3 separate regions of the Homo sapiens genome follow, and regions 2 and 3 are each linked to region 1. A link is a loop called in an ENCODE intact Hi-C map of the cell type or tissue named here. Cell type or tissue: heart left ventricle. All regions are shown on one strand.

Region 1 (8,000 bases):
AGAGGAGCCACTGTTATCTCCCCATTTACAAATGGTGAGCCTGAGATGTAGAGAGATTAAGATCAAACAGCAAGAAGTCTGCAGACGCGGGACCTGACCCTAGGATCAGGTCAAAATCCACATTCCTTCCTGTAACTGGCTGCTGCTCCTTTGTTCTTTCATTGGCCAAAATGCACAGAGGGGAGGGCCCAGGGAATGGCAAGCACCCTCCCTAGACACCTAAGCACGCATGCACAGTCCCTGGCACCCCAGAGGCACACCGCTTGGGGGAAGAAAAACACACAAAAATAGCTCCAGTCTTGGGTGGAGCTTCAGTACTTTTGTGGTGAGAGGTCTTGCCAGAAACAAGGACCAACACAGCATTGCCTGGAGGGAGGCATTGATGGGGACTGGGGAGGATCCACCAGCTGGGGTCCAGTGTCCCAGTTGGCGAGAAGCAGACCCAGAAGTGACATTCAACCAAGGCCCTGTCAAACTGGAGGAGGCAGGATGGATATACCTCGATGAAGTTGAGTTATCCTGAGACAGAATATTTCCATTGGTTTTCAGATTTAAATAAGCATTAGCTGTGTAATGTCATGTTTCACACACTTGTCAGTATAGAACCTTTGTGTTAGTCTGTTTTCATGCTGCTGATAAAGACATATCCGAGACTGGGCAATTTACAAAAGAAAGAGGTTTAATTGGACTTACGGTTCCACATGGCTGGGGAGGCCTCACAACAATGGTGGAAGGCAAGGAGGAGCAAGTCACATCTTAGGTGGATGGAGTCAGGCAAAAAAGAGAGATCTTCTGCAGAGAAACTCCCACTTTTAAAACCATCAGATCTCATGAGACCCATTCACTATCACAAGAACAGCACGGGAAAGACCTGCCCCCATGATTCAATCGTCTCCCACTGGGTCCCTCCTACAACACGTGGGAATTATGGGAGGTACAAGATGAGATTTGGGTGGGGACAGTCAAACCATATCAACCTTACGTAGGTGTGCAAAGTCCATGCAAGTACCATGGTATAATCTATATTTTAATAAATATGATAAATATCAGCCCATGTATGGAAACATTCTTCAGTATATATAAAAACTCTTGTTCAGTTTTATGCTAGATAATTCTTTTTCTGAGCAACTGGACCAGCCTCTGAACCAATCGTCATCATCCTACCCAGAAAGCATTTTTGCTCCAAGGGATCTTCTAGGGGACATACGTTGGATCAGGACACGCCTCTGCTTAAGCCCTTGTATTAGTCAGTTCTCATGCTGCTAATAAAGACATACCCCAGACTGGGTAATTTATAAAGAAAAAGAGGTTTAAAGGATTCATGGTTCCACATGGCTGGGAGGCCTCACAATCATGGCTGAAGGGGAAACAAACACAACTTTCTTCACATGGTGGCGGGAAGGAGAAGTGCTGAGCAAAGGGGAGGAAAGCCCCTTATAAAACCATCAGATCTCGTGAGAACTGACTTACTATCACGAGAATAGCAGCATGGGGGTAACAGCCCCCATGATTCAATTACCTTCCACAGAGTCCCTCCCATGACACATGGGGATTATGGGAACTACAATTCCAGATGAGATTTGGTGGGGACACAGCAAACCATATCAGCCCCCCATCAGCAGAGAATACAATCCATGCAGCTGTCATCCTGAACCATGTGGTGTTGAACCTGGGGAAGCACCCCAAAGCCCCCACCATCCCAGGCACCTGCCCCCTCTTCTGCTCTTACTTGCACCACCTGCCCTAGCTGCCCCTTCTCACTGGGTCCTTCACAAGTCAGGATGCTCACCCCACTAGGACTTTGCTGGAATGTTCTATCCCAGCTCTCACTATGATCTAATCCAAATGTCACCTCCTTGGACAGGTGTCCTGACCAGAGGTGTTGCCACGGGTGCAAAGTCAACACAGCTGCATGAGGCCCACACTCAGAAGGGCCCTGAGCTTGATTTGATGCTCTCCTGGAGCCATCTTGAAATGTGTAAGTCTGAACACCACCATTCATAGTGACCCTTTTGTTCTTTAGTCCACAGCCCTTTTCCCTCTCTGAGCTGTGAGCTCCCCAGCTCCACAGCTGAGCTGAGAGTGAGCACCTGGCCAGTCTGTCTTGCCACTGTGTCCCCACACTTAGAACAGAGACACAGGGCAAGTGCTCAACAGGCATGGTCTGGCTCCATGACGAAGGAGAGGGGTGCAGTCAGGAGTCAGAAACAGGCAGAAAGGAGCTGATGCTGGCTGGGCCCCGTGCATGGCTTCCGGCTGACTTCTTACACACTGGTAGTCCCTCTGAAGTGAGATACCAACTCTTTCTCTTACAGAGAGAGAAATGTGAACTTGCCATCCCACAGTACATTCATCCCAAGTGAAGAAGGCCAAGTGAGAAACACAAGTGAAGAAACAAAAGCATACCCTGAGTTCTAACATGCCACGCCAGGAGTGTCATCCCTGTACCGCAAACCTCCCTCCCTCCTTTTTAGCAGTGTCCCAGTTGTTGCTGCCATTGAGGGAACCCTCTTTAAACATCCCTATTTAAGCCCGACTGTGCGGGGTTCTTGAGGATAGGTGGGGACAAGGGTGAGCTCCACTGGAGAATCCTGAGAAGGTCTTTTCCAGCTGCTCTGGAAGAGCTTCTGCGAGCCACTGTCTGCTCCTCCTCTCAACATTGTCTGCCCAAACGTGGGTCTCAAACCTACATCTTAGTTCGCCAGCAGCCACCAGTGGAAAGATGGGCCCGAGCGCCGCATGCTGTTGGAGATGGAGCTGTCAGTTGAGTAAATCCCAAAGCCCACCAAGTGAGGGTGGCCAGTTTCCTTGCTGTTGAAGCCCCTTTGGTTGGGCTCTCTGCCACTCAGAGGCAGCAGCTTCGTAAGATGTAATGATCATTTATCTACCCACGAGAGTGCATCAGAGAGATAGAACTTAATTTGCATTTGTCATATATTTTCTTGTATATTCAATAATGTATAATATTTTTAAATAAGCTTTATTTTTCCAAATCTTTTTCTATATTCGTGTCTGAAAGCAGACAACTTTAACGTTTCATCGTTATGTTTGCGATTATGACTGTCGAAACAAACTCATATCACAGGGTCTTTTGTAAGACAGACAACACGGTCAGGAGCGCAGTCCTGCATGCCGCACTGGCCTCCTCTCCTACTCACTTACAACCAGGACAACCTCCAGGACCTGTCTACACCTCTGCTGCTCCAGCTGTCACATGGGACTAATAATGTGGACGCCACAGTGTTCTGTGAGATTAGGTAAACTGATGCTCACACAGAGTTTCTCCAGTGCCTGGTGGGTAGTGAAAGAGCCACATGTATCATTATCACCATTGCTGCTGCCGTTGATATGAACCAAAGAGGAAGAAAAAGTGAAGAGTTGGCCCCTTCCCATGAGCGATCATCTAGATAGGGAGATAGATCATTGTTTTCATAAGATAAAAGATGCAAAAACACATGAATTGCAAACTTCGAGGGATTAAAGTGGAAGCCTCCACAAAGGGCCACGATGAGGACCTCGTGGTGAGATGGACAGAGACGCTCCTGGGAGAGGACGAACTGGGTTTACGAAGACTCTAGAAGAACCTAGAGCCTATGAAGGGTTCAGCCTTTAAATTATCCAGAGGGCAGCTTTTCACATTTTCTGAACAAAGCAGGGACAAAAACAAACAAAGTGTTTCAAGAAAATTTAGTTTAATTTTGACGCAGGTGAGGGCACAGAATCCAGAAGGCAAAGAGACCATTAAAGAGACGTCTTCAATGTCCAGGCTGGAAGGACAAGCTCGGTGGACTGGGGCTTGAATACAGCAATGATGATGATGGTAAAACTACCTCTAATTTCTCTCCCCCCTACTTATCCTCAACTAAAAACTAGCATTTTTCACTCCCAAGACTAGATAAAACACAAAAATTGAGAAAATGTTTAATAATGTAATTCTTTTTTAAAAAAAATAAAGTCGGTCAAAGCTCTTCCAACCACAAGAGGGCGTTCCTGGACCCAGCAGTGGAGCCGGGATTGCCCCGGGCATGGACGGAACTTGCACCAGGGCTGCCCACAGGTCACTTGTGCAAGTGGTTACCTGGGTAGTTACAGAAAGGAAACAGTGTCTGGCATTCACCTGCGCTTTGTGACATCATAGAATCTTAAAATCAAGGAGAGCAGCCTTGAGCTCTTATCAAACCTAAGAACATGTAGACTTATGAGAAGCAATTCAGGATTGGGACTTTTTTTGAGTGACTGCCAGGTGTAGGCAAAGCCAGAAAGCCCTGGCAACCCAAAACTGAAGGATCTGGGGCTTTCTTCCTGCAAGCTCTGCTCAGCGAGGGGCTTGTGCTCCTACAAGCTCTTTGCTACATAAGTCAAGCCAAACTTCCATTTCCCGACATGACATGGCCAAATAAGAGAAGGCCAGGTTACCAGAGATTAAAAATAGGACGTTGCTGCAGAGTCCTGGGACCGGCTGGCAAATGACACAGGAACTTTGGGAGCGCATGGACTCAGGCCAAGCGGCCGTCCTCACCCTCGGCCACCTCAGGGCAGGGACGAAGAGTAAGGTTCGCAGGAGTCCTGCCAGGAAAGGGCTGGGAGTCAGGGAAGGGTGGAGAAATCGCTTTCCTATGAGTCAAGGGACAACAGCTGTCACTGCAAAGGGGAGAAGAGCTGGAAAACTGGATCCAACCTTTCATAGAGCAGTGGCAGCTGAGTCGCAACAAACAAGCAGAAACACGAGGCCCTTAAAAAATACAGTAATTCAGGCGACATCAAAGCGGTGATTAGCACAGCTTCCTGGCGGTCTCTTTCTGTTTATTTATGGCACATTACACATTTTCATGCTATTTTCATAAGGTGTTTCTGCTGCCACAGTTCCATATTTGGGTGACAGAGTGTCTGAGACGTACCACAACTATTGGGCAACTCACCCCCAGCCACACTCGAAGTCAATGGCAACCACAAAAACAACAACCTCCCAAAAAAAGAGAAGCAAAAGAGAAAGTGTTCCAAGTGCTTCTTCCAGCAGCACGGGGACGCCCCTCCTCTGGAAGGAGAAGCAAGTGCATGGCCCTGTTGAGAGGGAGGGTGAGGTGGGGTGCAGGGGCAAACTTCGTCTTGATTCATGTTTGTAGACGGGGGAGATCAATGCCGGATTCTCACTGACATCCTGCTTTTCTTGTACCACACAGCCCAGCCTTTGATGGTGGGGATTAGTCCCAAAATTCTGGAGTTCACCACTCCTCCCGCTACACTGGCTTTATTTCAAATCTCTGTTGGTCCATGTCAACATCAGCGATGGGAGTTGAAAGAAGTAAAACAGTGACTCGTGCATTTTTCATTCTTCTCTTTGCTTCTTTCTTTTATAAAAGGTCAGGAGGATGATGAAAAGGAGACCTTTAGGAAGCAACTGCGACGTTCCATCTCATATCCACTAAAGGAGGTGCATTTCCGATTCAGACAAATTTAGTAACCATTTCCTCCAAGTCTGACTGCTCTTTACAATTAGGCTCCTGGAAAAATACATGTTGGTGTGTTTACAACATGGGAAAAATATGTCATCTCAGCATTCAGTGATAAAGCAGGTATAGGTCCCAACAGAAGCGAGGGTCAGGACAGGCAACGGGAAACATGTGCTCGCTGCTGGGTCCCAGGACTGAGTGACTCAGGAAAGCTGCTCAGACTTATCAGCTCTGATCCCTGGGACTTCAGGCTTCAAGAGATGTGGTTTGACGGGTGAGCTGAATATTCAACATGTCATCACAAGCACCAAATTCAGTGTCACCACTACTATTGGAAGCATTGACTCCCCAGCTCCTCACCATTACATTTTACTTTTCTAAAACATTGGCAACTGACAAGCTTTGGAAACCATCATTGTGTGTTTTTCTCCACCCCACCATTTATAGCCAGTGTCCCCACTTTTAGGTCTGAGACCACTGCCCAGTGGGCCTTTCCCCAAGGTGGGGGATCTAAGGACCCTTGGATTAATCCCAGGCTTTGTCTCCCACAAAAGCTTCCAAGACCAGTGCCAACATTCTTGGTGGACACCTGTTCTCTAAGAGCTGGGCTTGAGCCCAAAATGCATCCACACAGGCCACTTAAAAGCCATCCCAAGTTAACTTGGGTCAGAATTTAATCAGCCGTCTACAAATAAAGTCCATCCCATGACTCCACTCTGCAGGCATTCAGTTCTCTACAGCCTCTTATTTCCAGCCATTGCATCAGCCACAAACACACGGTGAGTTGGTGCTTGGCGAATCAGGTCCCAGCAAGACCACACCACCTTTTTCTAAATCTCCAAAGCCAAATTAGTTTGACTTTGGCGAGATCTTGAAGCACAAACATGTTGAAGCAAGAGTTCACGGAAGTGTACGTTTTTGGGTGCTGTCTTCATTCTAATAATAATAGCTAACATTTATTGAATGTCAGGTAATGGCAGTTCCAGGTAATATCTCAGTTAACCCTCCCAGGAGATCTCAGGCAGGTACATTTTTCAGATGAAGACACTGAGGAGCACATGTTTAATAACTTGCTGAGAACCACATGAGAAGTCAACAGCAGGGCCAGCCCCTGAGCGCAGGTAGACTAGATCAACAGCTCACGCTCTTAGCCACCCCACTGTGCTCCTTCCCAGGTGCGAGTCCACTTAACCTAACAAACAACCCGTAAGTGCTGTTTTAGAAATATCAGAAAATCCCTATTTCTTTGATTACAGAAATAGAATTTAAGCAAAAATGTAAAATGAAGGAATTCGTAATTCTCAGCAAAAGTCAGGTCAGTCAAATGCCCCGATATGCCTTCTTCAATTTTGAGACTGTGGTTGCTGTTTCGGTTTATTTCATCGGTGGTGGTGGTGTTTCTCAGGGTCGTTTGAGAATTGTAGGGATGAAAATTTGCAAAACAATTTCTGGGACATGAAAGACAAGAGCTGGGGGTGGGGGTGCTCCGGTGCGGCTCCAGCCCCGGTGCAGGAGTTGTCTGCCCCTTTACCTTGGGCTGCCAGGCAGGCCAGCAAAGCCAAGAAACCCCAAATGCAGTCTTCAAGGCAGAAGCCTGGGGTCAGGGCACTGGCAGGAAATTGAACCTGAAGGCAGAGAAGAGCAAAACCCCTTCTCCAGGGCTTGCAGGCCTCCCTGGTGCACGGTGCCTTTGGGATAAGACACTGGTACCTGTCAGGATGCTCCCAGGGCCCCTGGAACTTAAGAGAGACTCCAGACCTCAGCCACACCAGGGCTTAGGAAGCAAAATTCAGGATGGGGTCCACGCACCACTAGAGGGAGCCAGGGGCACGGGTGTCCACATGTCTTAGGGCCCCCAGATCCGAGGAAGGACTGAGGAGCCCCCACAACAGCTGTAGTCGCACGTTTGCACGTTCACACACAGCACAGCCACCCCTGCAGCATCCTCAGACACAGCGGAGAGGGACATGTCCGGAGGCACCGACTCCTCCTGGACCCCGCAGCCCCGATGCAGGGCAGCCACACAGAGCCACACGTGGCCGAGCACCCAGGGAGGGGCCCCACGGGCCGCCAGAACCACCAGGGCCGTTCTCAAAGAAGTGGAGGTAGGTATTTAGGTGAGAGACCCACGTGGTGGCAGCAGGGTAGTTGGTGACGTTGGCTTAATAATTTTGCCACACCTGGGCCGGCCACTGGAGAATCACAAAGCTCCAGTGCTGGGCTTCTCCAAGAAGCAGGCGGCTCTCAATGGAGGGAATCTTTTAATTATACTCATCGAAATTAGCAGTGCCTCTGGCCGGGGCAGCATGATGAGTGCAGTTTGGAGTCCTAGCTCGCAGAATGTTAGCACAAGAAGGACCCCAGGGGTCACAGAGTTCAGCTCCTCAGCCCCTGCACCACTCACGCTTCCCATAAGGGAAAAGTGCCGACTCCACTTCTGAAGGCTTCATGATCCAGGATAGCCATCTATGTAGTCAAAGAAAAACTAAACCTCAACTCAAAACCAAATCGACAGCATCGACTCACCACGGCCCCAAACGAGTTCTACTT
Region 2 (8,000 bases), 770 kb after region 1:
GGAGTGCGGCGGCGCAATCTCGGTTCACTGCAACCTCTCCCTCCCGGGTTCAAGCAATTTTCTTGCCTCAGCCTCCTGAGTAGCTGGGATTACAGGCACCTGCCACCATGCCTGGCTAATTTTTTGTATTTTTAATATAGACAAGGTTTTGCCATGTTGGCCAGGCTGGTCTTGAACTCTTGAACTCAGGCAATGTGCCTGCCTTGGCCTCCCAAAGTGCTGGGATTACAGGCATGAGCCACCACACCCGGCCCTGAGCCTAATTTTCAACGTACTTTGATTCTGTCCGTACTTTGAAGCAGAAGTGGCACTGGCTGGATGTGGCTGAGGAGGGACACCTGGGTTGCATTGGCTCCCATTAATGGCCAAAGGCAAGGAGGGGAGAAGATGGTTCCTTTTTAGAAAGAAACTTAAAAAGCAGCAAAACAAAACACACGCACACACCCCCAAAAATGTCTTGGCTGTGGTGGCTGTGGACCTGCACCCCTGGGATGGCCACATCATCCTTCAAAAAGCTGCTGGCACCTCCACAACCTGCTCAGCTCTAAGCTCTAGGCCACAGCCACACTCTTCCTGGGCTGCCCCTGTCAGATGGAGCTCAGTGGAGCCACGAGGTCTGGGGACCTGGATGTCCCAGCTCATCCCTGGATTCCTCCAATGGGCATCTAGCTCCAGGGCCCCTCACTGGGTTGGCCGAGACTTGGTCGGATCTGCACCGCACTTTGAGGCTTTCCTTGCCTGATCCTCCGCTTTATCTCTTACAGGTGTCGTCCCCCAGGAAGTCTCCTGCCCTCCCTCTCTGCACAGGGAGCCGCTTCCCACTCTGTCCTTCGATGGACACGCTGATGCAGCTGGGAATGAGCTTGGAAACGCTAACTGACCAGAGTGATTTCTGGGCCCTGAGTGCATTACAGATGGAGAAAGCTTCTGAATTCTCTATGGAACTCCAGGCCTGACCTTGGGATGGGAGACGGGCGGCTGGGCGCACAAGGAAAGAGGCCTCGCCTTGCGCCACGGAGGAGGTGGGGAGCAATCAGCCGGCCCCAGGCTGGAACCTGAGGAACCCAAAACACCAAACGCTGGGGAAACTTTCCCTTCCTTTTTTCCAAACATATGTTCAAGCTGGGGGTCTGAATATGCAGTGGGCTGCCCTATTTCCCAACCTGGCTTTGGGGAAGTAAGTCAACACAGGCAGTTGCTGAGTTTGCTTACTCTGTGCAACTTGTGTGGTAACCAGCAGCTATCAATACACTTTACAGGTGTGCTGGAAGATAGTTATTTCAAGGAAAACAATGATTCTTTTTAGAAAGTAAACTTCTGAAGGAGGCATCAAAACTTTGAATTTTGATGCAGCATTTTTTTTTTTTTTTTGAGATGGAGTCTTGCTCTGTTGCCTAGCCTGGAGTGCAGTGGCACAACCTCGGTCACTGCAACTTCTACCTCCTGGGTTCAAGCAATTCTCCTGCCTCAGCCTCCTGAGTAGCTGGGATTACAGGCACCCACCATCATGCCCGGCTAATCTTTGTATTTTTGTAGAGACAGGGTTTCACTATGTTGGCCAGGCTGGTCTTGAACTCCTGACCTTAGGTGATCCACCCACCTTGGCCTCCCAAAGTGCTGGGATTACAGGCGTGAGCCATTGTGCCTGGCCTGACGCAGCATATTTTTAAAGACAGGATGCACATGTAATTTGGAGAGAGATGGCCGATTCCAAAATATTGCAGGTACGATGGCATCCTTCAATGATAAATACTTCCCAAATGGTCCTGTGAGCACTCCCAACTTCCTCCTCTGGCCAGTAGCCTTTCAAGCCAAGACCTCAAACCAGCAGGATTTTATTTTAACTGTAAGGAGAGGACAAAGGCCATGGAACGATGCCATCCAGGCTGCCCTTGGCCGGCCTCACTGCCCCTATCTGCAGGAGGCTCAGGAAGGTTTCCAAATGCCCAGAGTAGTGTGGCTCGAGTGCTTCTCGGAGTCATTCTCACCCTACTCACCGGAAGTGGGAAGGACAGGAGAACTGTCAGTCAGGTCGGCCATGGAGGTCAAAGGCAGCCCTGTTGAGAATGTGCGGATGTTTGTCCTTCCAGATGGTCCAGACAAGGGATGGCACAGATTTCATTCCCGCATTGTCTTTTGACCGCAGGTGCTACCCCGAGCACTGTCTGGGGAGGATTTCAAGGCTGTGCCCAGGCCACCCCTGATGGATGCATCAGTCACTTCAGCCATGGTGCCGGCAGGGAGCCCAAGCGCGGGAGCATCCTCTGTCGTCCTCGCAGCCGGGACCCTCTCATTTCCTGTCTGCACAGCAGCCCCGGCGTGTTCCTCTGTGAAAGCCAGGAGCACGGGGGTGACGCCTTCTGGGCCTGCCACTGTTCCTTCAGAAGCGACCTTTGACCTCCCCATCAGCCTGTGCTGCTAGGTCTGGGGTCATTTTCTGCTCAGATATCTCCTCTCCCTGACGATCGATTCCCCCTGGAGGGGTGAGCCACTGTCGGGAGGGGAGACGGAGCTGAGCATGCAAGGAAGGGCAACCCCAGCCCAGATCCTGGAGGGCTTTGGGCTTCCAGGTAGAAGCCGGTCTTCGCGTCAGCAAACCAAGAAAATGCCTCCCTGAAATGGTCTCCAGGTCCCCCCAAACACCTGCCTCCCCCTCCAGCCTTCTCCACTGATGCCTGCAGCTGCATAAGTAGTGTTTCATTGCACCCCAGCAGGAGCTGGTACCGGTTCTTCCCTTGCCTCATGCTGGGGTAGATTTTATTTAGGATTGGGAGCAGGGAAAGGAGCTAGAGAAAGGAAGGGTTCCAGGAAGCTGGGAAGGGAGATGTCAGGTGGGGTGATGGGAAAGGAGGCCAAGGACCACCTTTGCCTGTATGGTGGGCTGAACTGTGTCCCCACAAAAGATAGGGCGTCCTAACCCCAGATACCTGTGAATGTGACCTTATTTGGGAATAGAGTTTTTGCAAATGGAATCAAGTCATGATGACGTCATTAGCATGAGCCTTAATTTAATAGGATTGATGTCCTTCTAAGAAGAGAAGACAGGGACACACAGGAGAAAGCCATGTGATGAAGCAGGCAGGAGCTGGAGCGACACTACCACAGGCCAAGGAACATTGGGACCAGAAGAGGCGAGGAGGGGCCGTTCCCTAGAGGCTTTGGAGAGAGCATGGCTCATCAACACCTTGACTTCAGACTGGTAGCCCCCAAACGGTGACAGAATAATTGTCTATTGTTTTAAGCCCCCTGGCTTATAGTACGTTGTAAAGGCAGCCCTAGGAAGCCCTAAGCCAGTTTCACTCATTATGATAAATATCATAGATGATGACTGTCATATATTGGATGTGCTGGAGATCTTCACAGCCACAGAATAAACTGCAGGCCAAAAAAAGAACATTCATATGAGGTCCCCAGCAGGGGCTGGCTGTGCAAGTCAGAGACTGCAGAACCAGGTAGGCAGACAAAGCGAAATTGCCTGGAGCTGGACACATATGTGCACCACTGGGAAATAAATAGACTTGCGGTGGAAATGACCAACGTGGATGGCCAGGGAAATGCCAGCAGCAATAAAAGAAAAGAGTGCACAAGGCCTGTAAATCAGCAGATGCGAGAGCTCCCGAAAAGTAGCGAAGTCTGAAATAAAAGGCAGGCTCAGGCTGGTGGTCCAAGAAGTTAAAGCAGGAAATGAGAGCGTGGGCACTGTGTGTGCTGGGCTCCCAAAGACTGCAGGGAGTGGCCAGATGTCTCCAGAGGCAGCGTCATGTGGAGCAAAGGGGACCTGAGGAGTGTCAGCATCCTCAGTCACCTCCTCCTTTGAACCAGCTGTTCGGAATCTGGTCTCTTACTTAGGATAATTGTAGGAACTGACTTTTTTTTTTTTTCTTTTCTCACCTATTGGCTGACTGAAAGAACCGACTTTTAAATGAGCACCTCCCTCATTAGAATTGCTCAAATGACAACAGCTGCAGCGGTGGGAGCAGCAGCAAGTTTGAAAATCCAACAGTCTGCATTCCACAGTGACAGTATTCTTGGTCACCTCGGAGACATGGCAGCCGGGAGCCACGGCTCTCATTGCTCGGGGTTGGTTGGGTTACCAGCCCTAGGGCTACAGAATGTATCTAAAAGAGAGGCTTGGCTGGCAGTTTAAGAGGGGTGCAGGACAGCAGGATGGGGTTCATGAGGCAAGAGTGGATGGAGCCTGTGGCCCAGTTGGGATGAGATGGGACAGTTCCAATGGGCAGGACAAACCCCAGCCACCGTCTCAGGGTATTTGACAGGAGGTAAACAGCAGACAAAATCCTGGAGCACAGGGGGGCAGGGCTGTCTCGTTCCCATGAATGGCAACATTGGAGGACTGACCCCCAAGAGCGTGGTTTTGTCGTCAGCCTCAAAGGCATGGCTTTCTCTCTGGCGTTGGCAGCAGCCGCTCAGCACCATAGCTAGGGAGCAGCGGCCTAGATCCCTCACATTTATTTCACTTTGACTCTTTTGACCAAAGCACCACTGTTTAAGGCCTCATTTTTCTTCTCCCATGTGGAAAATCATATTGCTTAAATTTAAAAATGAAGATAGATAGATGGATGAAAAAATCCCCATAGAGCAAAATTCTGCCTGTGACAAAAAGGTCTCCACGTCTGAGGTGACAGTCAACTTCAAGTGACGCCAAGAACATCAAAATCTCTCTATAAAAAAAGAATAGGAAGCAATGGGGCTCGTGAAAATGCCACATCAAGAAAAGTCAACAAATACATACTTAGTGGTAACTATGGTTGCAGAGAAAGAGAAAACTTAAAACAATATGAACATATGTGGTCATATAGACTGAAAACCCACCGTGTCATAAAACCCCAGGACACAGAACGCATCAGCGTAGACAGCAGCTGTACAGACAATGCTGGGGCGGTTGTGGAGTGGGATTAGAAGACAGGAGGCGCCATCGAGTCAGCTCCAAGGCCATTAGCCTTGTGACGCCAGCAAAATGTGTGAGTGGGGAGCCTCTACGTTCTCTCCTGTGAAATGGGGATGACAGTACTTCCTTGTAGGGTTGTGGTAACGAAGTTATTCAGCACAGAGCTTGGCATGTGGTCATAACAAGGAGTGGCGGATAATGATAATATGGTAACAGTAGGCATCATTGTGAGAAGGGACAGAGACTCAATGTGAAAAGTATAGAAAGGGCTCTTACAAATCTCCAAGCACATAAAAGTCCCTAAAAGACAAATGGCGAAGGGTTCACAGTTCACAGAAATGGAAAAAAAGAAATGAATGAATTCAATGAATATTAGGGGAAGAAAACCGTTACTAATTAGTGACGAAGCACAAAGTAATGCAAGTATCCAACACCATTTTGACAGCACTTGAGAAATGATCGAGAATTCAGAAACGCGGTAAAAACTGACGCTGGTCCCGACAGTTAAGTAGGAATATCCAGGAGTTCCTGACGGTAGTGCAAATGTGTTTGATTACTTTGGAAGACCATTTGGTAATTCTCATCAAAAGCCAGAATACGCTACACTTGGATCTCATCATTCTCTTCCTGAGAATGAAATAATTCAAATTAAGAGAAAGCTATACTTATAATGAGACATGTAGTTAGAATTATGAGAATAAAAATAGGTTAGCATCCCCTAATACAGAAATGGTTACTTTGTCATAAGAATACTAATTCTATAACATATTACATGGTGATTAAAATGAGAGTGTATTTAGAATAATGTTAAGTCTTAACATTATTTTATAATATAATTTATTGAAATAATTAATTACGGATATTTTTAAAATATGTAGCTAAAGATGAGATGAAGCTATCAGTTAATGCAATTTATCTGATGTAGGTAGAGGAACTTAGATACACCTATGTATGTTATTTTATTAATAAGTACTTTAAATGACACATAACTAAATTATCTTAATTTCTCTGTATCACCTGTTATGAATACACGACTCCCCATGATTCATTTTGTACTGACCTATACGAGGGTATACAAATCTAAATCAGGCACTGAATTAAGGCACAAGCTAGCTGTGTCCTCCCTGGAACATTTCCTGACTCAATTTAGAAATATCAGCTGAGCGTGTAGAGTTGTCTCTTTGAGGAAAGCTTTATTCTCTCAAGACTACTTGGCTCCCTGATACTCTCTTTAATGTTATTATAAGAACGCTGATCTTTTAATCCGCTAATTCACTCTCTATTATTCTTATATCTCAAAACAGCTTCAAAAGTCACTGGATTTTTCAATGAGAAGGAGAAGTTAGGCAGCTACCAAATAGCTGAAAGAATATTAAATCTGATGGATCCAGCCAAATAAAAATGTTCATTCATAGGATCTGTGGTTGTTGAGGAATCTTCTAAGTTTCATAAATGGCAAAAACTCTTTCTCAGACTTACAGATCAGACCTCACATATGCATGAGAAGAGAAGCTATTTTTGTCTCTGGGTTCCAGTTACACAGCCACAGCCTGGAAGCTTTGTTCTCAGAATTCATGCTGTCATCAAAAGGACTCAATACAAACACTGCAGCCAGCCTGCCATGGCTTAGCTGTGACCGCAGCTGCAAACTCTTCTGTCATGTGAAAACTTTTGGCTTTTTCCGGGTGTGGAATGCCTGTTGGTCCCAGCTCCGCCTGCCTTTCCTCCTTCTGGAATCGTGTCCATCCTTTCAGTCAACTCAGTTTGTCCGCATCTTCCAGGCCTCATACCTCCGCCTGATCTGCATGGCAGTGGTGGGCTTGCTCTTTGTGCTATTACACTGACTGTGATCGTGTTTAGTGAGTCAGCTTCTACAAAGTTGACCTGCACCTGTGTGATGTCTCTCCCTAGCTGGATGCAGCTTCTCCATGGGCTAAGTTCATCATGTTAACAGTGCCTGCCCCACAGGCCCTCAGGGGATCTTAGTGGGTGGTCTATGGAGAGACTTTAGTGGGTATATGAATCCCCAAAATTGTAGGCAAAGTTTGTGTATGCTGTGGCCTATCGACAGCGGGGACTCTGCCGCTGATTTCTCCTAAGAAGCCTCCTGGGGGTTTGAGCGAATCGTGGTGGTCTCCTTCCCTCTGGAGTGATTAGTTTTGGCTTTGGCTCAACATGGTGCAGACCCATGGGATCCAAAGGGAAGTTGGCCGGGCATTTCTGGGAAGGATGTCTCTTCTTCTGATTTCTGAGTGAGGGTAGGAAGCCCTCTTCTTCATCAGACGCCATGGCTCTTACACGAATGATGCCTAGAGCAGACACAGCCCTTCCAGGACCAGAGGCCAAGGCTGACAATGGGACAAGAGGGCGGAGGAAGAAGTGGGGAGCACCTAAGCCTTCCTCTGACCAAGCACTGTCCTAACCAATTCTGATTGGTTCACTTCTAGTTACATGATATAATAAACGTCCTATTTCTTAAGGCACTTTTAACATGAGTGCAGCATTTTAGAGTTTCATCAGGTGATCCACTGGATCTGAGTCTCTGCTCAGGCTTAAGGATGCCCATAAAAGGTGCCCAATTAAATGTTGATTGGTTGATTGGCACACAGAGAATCGCTGGAAGTGCCGCTGAGTCATCCAGGTGCTAAGAGAGCTTGCCAGGCCTGTCTAGAGGAGGTTGGCCAACTGGAGTGTGTTGTTCTCCCACTCAAGTCCACTGCCCAGTGCTGCCAGGTGTGGGAGAGCAACTCAGAGAGGGCTGGATGTTAGACCAAGCAAGGTCTTGAGAGTGTCACGCTCAGGGAGATGCCCAAGAGGGGACCAGCTGGCTGTTTGTGTGGGTGTTTCCTCACTGGGTAAACAGGAGAGAATCCTCCTTATCAAGGGCCTGTAGAGTAGATGGACTTAAGCTTTTGCACCCACTCTGGCTGAGCTGTAGTGTTAAGAAGGATTCTGAAGCTGTGTCCATATTTAACTGGAAACTGTGCCGTGATTATTAGTTAAGTGTCCCATGGATACAAATGGAAAGAATCGAGGCATTCACGCCAGTGATTCATCCCCCCTGTCTAGGGTCTGGTTCTCGGCTTTTTAG
Region 3 (8,000 bases), 150 kb after region 1:
ACTCCAGCGTCAGGATTCTTCCTGCTCCTCCATGCCAGCCAGGGAAAGGCAGCTCAGAGTGTCCTGATTCAGGGCTGGGAGAAACGCAGCGCACCCAGGAGCATGTCCCGGGGCCAAGGCTCCAATCCTTGCAGAGACAAAGAATCTGGATTAAATACAAATGACCCAGTTCAATCAATCCCTGGCATTCACTGAGAATTCAGGAAACAAATCTAAAACAGAACAACAAAGAACTGATATAATTGCCACGATGAAGCTGGGGCTGCAGGGATTACCTCTGTGGAATTAAGGGAAGCTGATAAGATTCTCCTCCTCCATAAGGATTATTACAAGAGCGATTGGTAAGGTCTGTTATTTTACAGAAAAATGGGTTTTGAACATGTTCTTCAGATTGTAGTGCTAAATCTCCAGGGCGTGTGACTGGAGCTTCTGTTGGAATGACATTTTTATTCATTCAGGAAGCATTTATTAAACACTGACTAAGAATAGCTCGCAATCCCAAGGAAACAGGAGAAAGCTAGGGAGTGAGCCCTCAGCGAGCTTCCCGATGTTGGGTAGATGACACGCGTGGAGGGAGGGGGCACAACACGGAGTGAGTGCCCACATGTGAGCACGGAAGAGAGCAGCCAAGGTGCAGTCCCTGCCAGCCCGAGCTGGGGGCCTCGTGAAGGAGGCAGGCCTGGAGCTCGCTGGAACAGAGGGGCTCCCACTCAGGGTCAGGAGATTCCAGGAAGGAGCTGTCCTGCTCAGTGGGCCGGGTGCCAGTAGCGGAACCCCGAGCAACAGCTCAGTCGCTGGGATTTAAAGGGGACACATTGGGGCCCCTGAAGGCTGCTGTGGACTTTCCCAGAGAAAGTCCCAGGTATCTGTGAAGGTGATGTTGGAATCAATCTCAGTGTTAAAGTAAAAAGAATCAGGTTTCTTGACGATAAAAATAATTGCCAGCAGGACTCAGTTCACACCTGTAATCCCAGCACTTTGGGAGGCTGAGGTGGGAGGATTACTTGAGCCCAGGAGTTCAAGGCCAGCCTGGGCAACATAGTGAAACTCCGTCTCTATGCAAAAAAATACAAAATTTAGCCTGGCCTGGTGGTATGCACCTGCAGTCCCAGCTACCTGAAAGGCTGAGATGGGAGGATCACCTCAGTCCAGGATTGTTGAGGCTGCAGTGAGCCATGCATGATTGCACACTGTACTCCAGCCAGGGAGACAGAGCAAGACCCTGTCCCAGAAGAGAGAGAGAATATTGCCATTTATGTTACATTTCTTCGACTCAGAATAAAAGTCTTTTTATAAAATCCTGCGCATTTTGTCAGAGTCCAAGTGAATTAGAATTAGGGTGGCCAAATTTAGTAAATAACAACAGAGGATGCCCAGTTAAATTTGAACTTCAGATAAGTAGGGAATACTTTTTTAGTAGCAGCATGTCCCAAACATGGCCAGGGTGTTCGTATTTTGTCTGGAAACTCTACTTGCAAGCAGGAGGCAGGAGCTAGACATCAGCAAGAATTCCAGGATTGGTGGGACTTGCATTGCATTGAACAAGAGAGCAGCATGAGGAAGCCCACAGTGCCGGGGGCCTAACAGGAATTCCCCATTCTTTTGAAATGTGTCATATTCAAAGTCACCAGAAGTTTTCTGTTTGAAGGAATTGAATACGTTTTTGGAGTAGAGAGTATTTCTGTAATGGGAAGAAACAATTATCTAATAAATATGCTTAACAATGTTTGTGGATTTTATTTAAATCAAATATCTACATATTGCATTTTCTTAAAGGGACTCGGGGAAAGAAAGCGGTTTGAACAGTAAGACTGCAAAGTCCTGAAAGAGGTTACTTGAAGCAATTGGGAAATCCTGAAAGCACCTATCTGGAAGCTTTGGCTGAGACCAGGCCCAGAAGGACAGACAGACAGCACGTTCCTCTCCGGCTCTGTCCTTCTGCAGGGAAACTGAAGATGGGTGTGTTTTGACCCAGAATCCGCAGGGTTAGAGTTGAATTTTACAAATCACTTCAGGATGCAGCGTTGAGACGGAAGACTTAGGATTGGAGAATTAATTTTCTCTTCCTCCTGAGTAAAGCAGCTCTTCCTAAAGCTGAGAATCTTAGCAGAATGAATAAACCAAATGGCAGCAGTCCGGTAAGCACTGTATGACCCTAATCATTCTGACCATTTTGTACCACGTTTTACAGTGGCCTGATTAAATAGGAGAGAATCCACGTGACATGGTGCTCCTGAGAACAAAGCTAAAGTATGCCAATCAAACCATGTGCCCTGGAGGAAAAACTTGGGGCACTCTCTTCTAGCAGCTAATAAAAAATAGGACAACACTTGAATTCTACACGGAGAACTGTTTCTTACATTTAGTTGATACAGTAAGAAGTAACCAGCTACAGAGAAATCACAAGATCTGGATTAGACCAGAACATTTGTTTATTAAAATGTAATTTAAGTAATCAGAACCTTGTGAATGTTTCAAACTGGAAACCCTAGAAAATCTAAGTTTTCTCATGAGATATTTTCTAGTAAACACTTCCATTGCCCAGTCACACCTATAAAGTGAGTATGCACCTGTGTATGATCCCATAAGAGCACTTTTAAAGTAACAAAACCACTATAATATGAAGAGTAATATGATAATTTCCTTTTCAAACACTGATTTTATGAGAAGCGCTTGATCCCAAAATACCTGTATGAGACCAGCTCACTCTTTCCTACATAGAATCAATACTTTATTGGCCTATAAATCTAAGATGCATATAATTCTTAAGTCTTCTTTTCAAACACTGCTAACTGTTAAAGTATGTCCATTAAAACTAAGGAAAAATCATTTTTATAAAATATGGATGAACCTATGTCTAAACGAAGATATTCATAAAGATAGCACAAAAAATGAGCCAAGACTCAAATGAATAAAAACTTCCCTGACTATCCAAGTGCCAAGCATTGTGTCTCTCAGCATTAGAATATTAAGAAATAGCCTTCCCGCAGTTGTATGTACAGTGGTATAATTAGAATAAAATTGAAGTATTCTTTGAAACAGAAGCCTTAGAAAAATGAGTGAAGAACATCAGTGGATTTCCTAAACTGATATTCTGCGAAGCACTCTTCCAAAAACATTAATAAATGTGCCACAAAATAAATGCCCATGGTCAAACAAGTTTAGGAAAAACTCTGTTGTACAAAATGCACTTTTCATATTAAAGGCACTGAGAAGTTCTGCAACAAAGAATCATGTTTAATTGTATTTAATCCACCATTTCCAAAATTTGAAATGAGAAAATATAATACCCACCCCACTGCTGGCATACCTTTTATTAACCAAAAGAATCATTTCTTAGGAAATTCTAATTTGAGAAACAATAGATCGTTTAAAGAGATCTGGTATTTGCCTTTCTTACCCAAACTTTCAAAAGGAAAGGAAGTGTATTGAAAAAATAATTTGAGGTTTTATTGACTCATGCTGTCAGTCGAATGCTTTCTGTCCATTTTTTTCACGAATTGGGTATATTCCAGCCTCCTGGTCTCCCAGCCTTGGGGAGTGACCTTCCGTTTCCAGGGGAAATACAGGTGCCCAGAACTTCCAGCAGGGGGCTCTGTCCGCTAGCACTGACTGTGAAGGACTCAAAGCTGGTTCAAGGTTAAGATGGCTCAACAAGTGACGAGCCAGAAATGTCATCTGGCCACTAGGACGCCGCATTATGAAAGTGTGATCATGGTTCAAGAACGTTGCCATGAGGAAAATCTGTGCACGGAATTACTATTATTAGGTTTTATCGTGTGTGCATTTTCAAACATAGTAAGACAGCCCAAAAGGGAAAAAGTAGAACAAGCCAAAAAGTATTTTAAAAAAATAATTATCCAATTATAGGGCTCCTGTTGAAAATATTAAAAGAACTTAAAAGTTTCCCTACATGGTTGACAACTCAAGTATGCCCACTTTCTATCAAAAATAATGCAGAAAATACAAAATGCGAGAGAAAAGTTGAAAATAAATGGAAATAAACTACTTCCATTGAAACAAGGGACAAATATAACTCTTCAGAAATAATGTCTGCAAATGAGAGAAGCACATTGTTTTGAGGAAGCTGTATTTTGATGATGTTCACCCCTATAATCTGGATTATTTTTTCTTAAACTCTTTCTTCCATATCCCCAACATCCACCTTCTCCAGAAGGGATCAAACCAAAGCAAAAACGTGCTGTAAAAGATTTACAAATTAAATTGCTAAAGAATGGAAAATACTTGATTTAAGGTGAAAGCCGCACCACTTTAGCCAGAAGAGTTGGAAAGATGACAAATAAAGTGGCCAAGCAAGAAGATCAAAGGTGCAAAATAGACTTAATGGACACACACAGCTTTCTGCCCTTCCTTTAGTTGCCAGGGATGGTGGCTTATTGAAGGCATACGTAGTATTCCCACTGGGAGAGAAATGTGCAGCATGACAGGTGCAAGTGGCTAGTAAATTACGGCATTTGCAGGAGAGAGGAACACTTTATTCCCTCCCAAGCCTTAGGAGAGTGTATACATAACACACCCCTCATGGGTAAGACAATCAAACGTGGCCATTCTCTTGTTGAAATGCCACAACTATCTCTATAAATAATCCAAAAGAGAAAAGCAAATAGACCACACACTGATTTTCATGTACTCATGTGTTGCTTCTGAGAACATGATTACTTTTATCCTATGTTTTGATCTTACTAAGGATCAATGTTATATAAAGGTGTTATTTCCACATAGCCAGTACTTTTATGTACTTTTCATTTTCCCCAGGAAAGCTACTATTGGAATGGGTACATGATGTACACTGTAAAGTTTTGGCAGGAGGCAGAATTGCAGGGGGATACAATGTAATGTACGTAAATGATAATACCAAGCATTTGCGCTTAGATTGGGTCTCAGTCTTTTCATTGGAAATGTGACTTCAGGGAAGAGAAGCTGAAGAATGTCCATTCCTCTGGGCATACCTCATGCAAGCAAGGCTCTGCAGACCATGTGGTGACTATTTCTAGCAGCTAATGATGAGGATCGGGGTGGAATAACAGAGCTCTGACTAAAGGGGAGAGGCGGAGCCCCAAGACGCATTCACAGAGCCACTTGCCACTCACCCATCCCATAGCTGACCAAGCCCCGCCTGGAGGGCTTTGAGACAAAATGTAATTCTCTGGAGTTTATGTCACTGAATTAGTGGAAACTAAGAGCTAAAAGCAAACAATTGCTCCATAGAATCAGACCAGCATGGAATTTTCAGAGTATCCTAAATATCAGCCAGCAACAGAAGTTTGTTGGCAAATACCTCACTACTGACTCTTTGAGAGAATAAAGCCGTGATAGCTAGGATTTGCCAATTTCCATGGTGTAAATGCTCCCACATGGCCAACTGCAAGCCACCAATGTGAGGTCACTGGATGCAGAGCTGGGAATAAATATGTTCCAATGACACTTGGGAGCAGGTCTATGCACAGTACGGGGCACAAACAGAGGCTCCAGAGGCCCAGAGAAGGTGAGTTAAGGTAGATCTAAATTTCCAAGCAGTCTTCCAGGTTCCAAGTCCAGGGCACTTTGTTAAAACACAAAAATCATTTGGTTTAGGAAGCCTTGGCCCCACGCTGGAATGGCTTCTCTTTGTTACATATTAGGATTCGTTTAAGACAGATATCTAAAAGGCATTTTGATGTTTGTGAAACTCCACAAGCAAAACTGCCTTTCATTTAAAAATTAGTTTTAGCTATCTTAAATATAACTTTTCTACAGCAAACCATACACTCTCATTCAGTCGTTTCTACGAGGATTTTTCTGAGAGCACTCCAGAGAAATACTGAAAAACACACCCAACACTTAGCACTGTACATTCTCTTGGCAGAATCTGGATGACGTATATTCAGTAAATCTTCAAGCATTTTTTTTTTTGCCTCTTTCACCCCATACTACCAGAGTTAATTTTAACTTCACCTTTTTCTCCCCCAATTTGTTCTCACAGCATCATTATCTCTGAATCAGAACCCTTCTACAGTAAAGGACAGGGAGGCACTGTGCTGAGGACTAGATGGGGTGGGGGAGGGCAGAAGAACAGCAGGAGCCTCCAGAAGCTGTCCTTAACCCCTGGCCTGTGTTCTCAAAACCGATGCTTGGGTCTAAGCCACCTCCATCTGTTTCCATGGGCTTCTATCCTCTTGTCTCTTAGTGCCATGTAAAAATGAAATTTCTTCTTATGCCCATAAGTTATAAAGCTCTTATGTGGCCATATGAACTTCAAAGCATTTAAATTTCTTATGGATCTTATGTGATTAAATGTGTGGCATCCTGAATAATGAATATGAGGGTAACAAAAGTGGTACTGTTGAGAAAGACATTTATAATGGCTCTAAGATACAGTATCAAACACTTAGTCTGGACCAATAAGATCTTGATAATATGTTTCTTTTTTTAAGTTTTAACCAAGGGTCACCAATGACAGAAAAATTTATAATAAACCACTTCCAAACAATGAATATCTTAGATGAACAAAGCTGAAAGAATTTCAGATTCCCAATTCATCTTTTTACGATTCATGCTGTTTCTCAGTTTATTTTATGACTTCAAACAGAGGAGTGAATGGAAATAATTCGGTTATTTTTATCTCTGTGCCTCTGAGGCTGTCCTGTACTCTCAAACACATTTTGTGCTTCAAAAAAATCTCAAGAGTTGCAAATATTCCAAAGGTGCCAAAGTGATACATTTCTTTTTCAACTTGCAGGGTAAAGATATAGTCCAATTTGGTGAATATTAACATTGTCATTTAGAATAAAATATAATTGCTATAAGAGCTAAAAAATTTTGCATGATCAATGTGCTATACTCAATAAATGCAAGAAAATGAGAAATTAGTCATCAAAAAGGGCAAAAATGAACTCCATAAAAACACAAAATGAAGCATAGAACAATCTAAGCAAAAAGGAATTAGTAAAAATAATGATAAATCAAGGATATTTTCAAAGGAAATGAAACAAATCAAGAACTAAAAACCTAGACATGCTTAAACAGGAAAGAGGAACATTACAATTAGATAATTGGATGAGTGTATTTGGAAAACACCATTGTTTCCATTATTTATTTTAACTAAAATGTGGGACAACAGTAAAAATACAAATGTTATTCCGGGCGACCAATTGTCACAAATGAAACATGGTACAAGGGAATCAAACTACCACAACTTAGCTACAGCATCTGTCAAGAGCCTGAAAAAATATTAAGGAAAACAATACAGAGGAAACAGCAAGAAACAAATGGTTGCCGCGTCGACTCACTTCAGAGCGACCCACGATGGAAAGGTTACCTTTGGGGAGCGAGAAATGCTCAAGATGAGATCAAGCTGGAAATGGACTTTTCTGACACTGTTCCTTTCAGTATTTACACAGAAAAAAAATTAACCCAACACAAGGAGCTTTGCCCACGTGCCTCTTCTCTCCGTCTTTTTTAAGTACATAAAACAAAGAGTACATCTTTAAAGATTCATTATGAGATAAACAGATCTTCAAGGGAATATCACTGACCACAGGTCTGTGGAAAACAAGCTGCGGGCTGGCCGAAGCGGCTTCCTTTTTGTTAAACATTTCTGAATGCCTGACAGTTTTATGTAAATGCAATTTGTTAAAAAATGATTCTGCAGAAAAAAAAAAAAAAACAGGTTGTCAACTAATGGTTGATGAGGTTTTGTTGTAAGTTTTAATACTACACGACCACAAAATCTTGAAAATTCAAATAAATGGAAAACAATTAAAATATGATCAATAATAACATACACCCGACGTGTGTGTGGAAGTGGATGCTCTTGAGGGGTAGTTTCTACAGTCATGGTGACCGCCGTAGAGCCCTGGTATGACTTCGGATGAGAGTGGGTTGTGCCCCAGGTCACACCAGGCAAATCAGCAAAGGCAGAAAGATCTGCACAAATTCTGGGGTTAAGGTAAACACGTGTGACCTCAGAATAATGCCTACATAGTGTTCTTTCCACCCAG

The links. Hi-C counts contacts between places; a loop is a spot of excess contacts. Peaks named below come from ENCODE experiments on the same cell type or tissue, not always from the same donor. Only the 100,000 strongest peaks of a DNase experiment are listed, where the experiment ranks them.
Region 2: a loop joins it to region 1, with 6 times the contacts of the local background. A loop is called at or near these places in 12 of 110 quality-filtered maps.
Region 3: a loop joins it to region 1, with 8 times the contacts of the local background. A loop is called at or near these places in 39 of 110 quality-filtered maps.

What each region holds. Positions count from the first base shown.
Region 1 is chr6:164,105,942-164,113,941 of GRCh38, reverse strand. No RefSeq gene overlaps it. Among named protein-coding and RNA genes, the nearest start is that of QKI, 700 kb to the right of the region's middle. RefSeq lists an enhancer at 5,531-5,825. In heart left ventricle, CTCF peaks have their summits at 3,770, 3,974 (motif pointing right) and 7,263 (motif pointing right); DNase peaks (open chromatin) are centred at 4,021, 4,521, 4,985 and 7,370; H3K4me3 peaks cover 2,108 bases; H3K27ac peaks cover 4,712 bases.
Region 2 is chr6:163,337,737-163,345,736 of GRCh38, reverse strand. It overlaps DKFZp451B082 (a long non-coding RNA gene), which reads left to right. Exons shown (of 4, transcript NR_033862.1): 2 at 765-1,022; 3 at 2,147-4,982; 4 at 6,214-7,395. Among named protein-coding and RNA genes, the nearest start is that of DKFZp451B082, 5.3 kb to the left of the region's middle. RefSeq lists enhancers at 2,226-2,520, 3,784-4,284. In heart left ventricle, a CTCF peak has its summit at 4,897; a DNase peak (open chromatin) is centred at 6,576; H3K27ac peaks cover 3,756 bases.
Region 3 is chr6:163,952,407-163,960,406 of GRCh38, reverse strand. The region is part of intron 4 of LOC105378102 (a long non-coding RNA gene); the gene reads right to left. Among named protein-coding and RNA genes, the nearest start is that of QKI, 540 kb to the right of the region's middle. RefSeq lists an enhancer at 1-206. In heart left ventricle, a CTCF peak has its summit at 3,588 (motif pointing right); DNase peaks (open chromatin) are centred at 680 and 3,606; H3K27ac peaks cover 2,389 bases.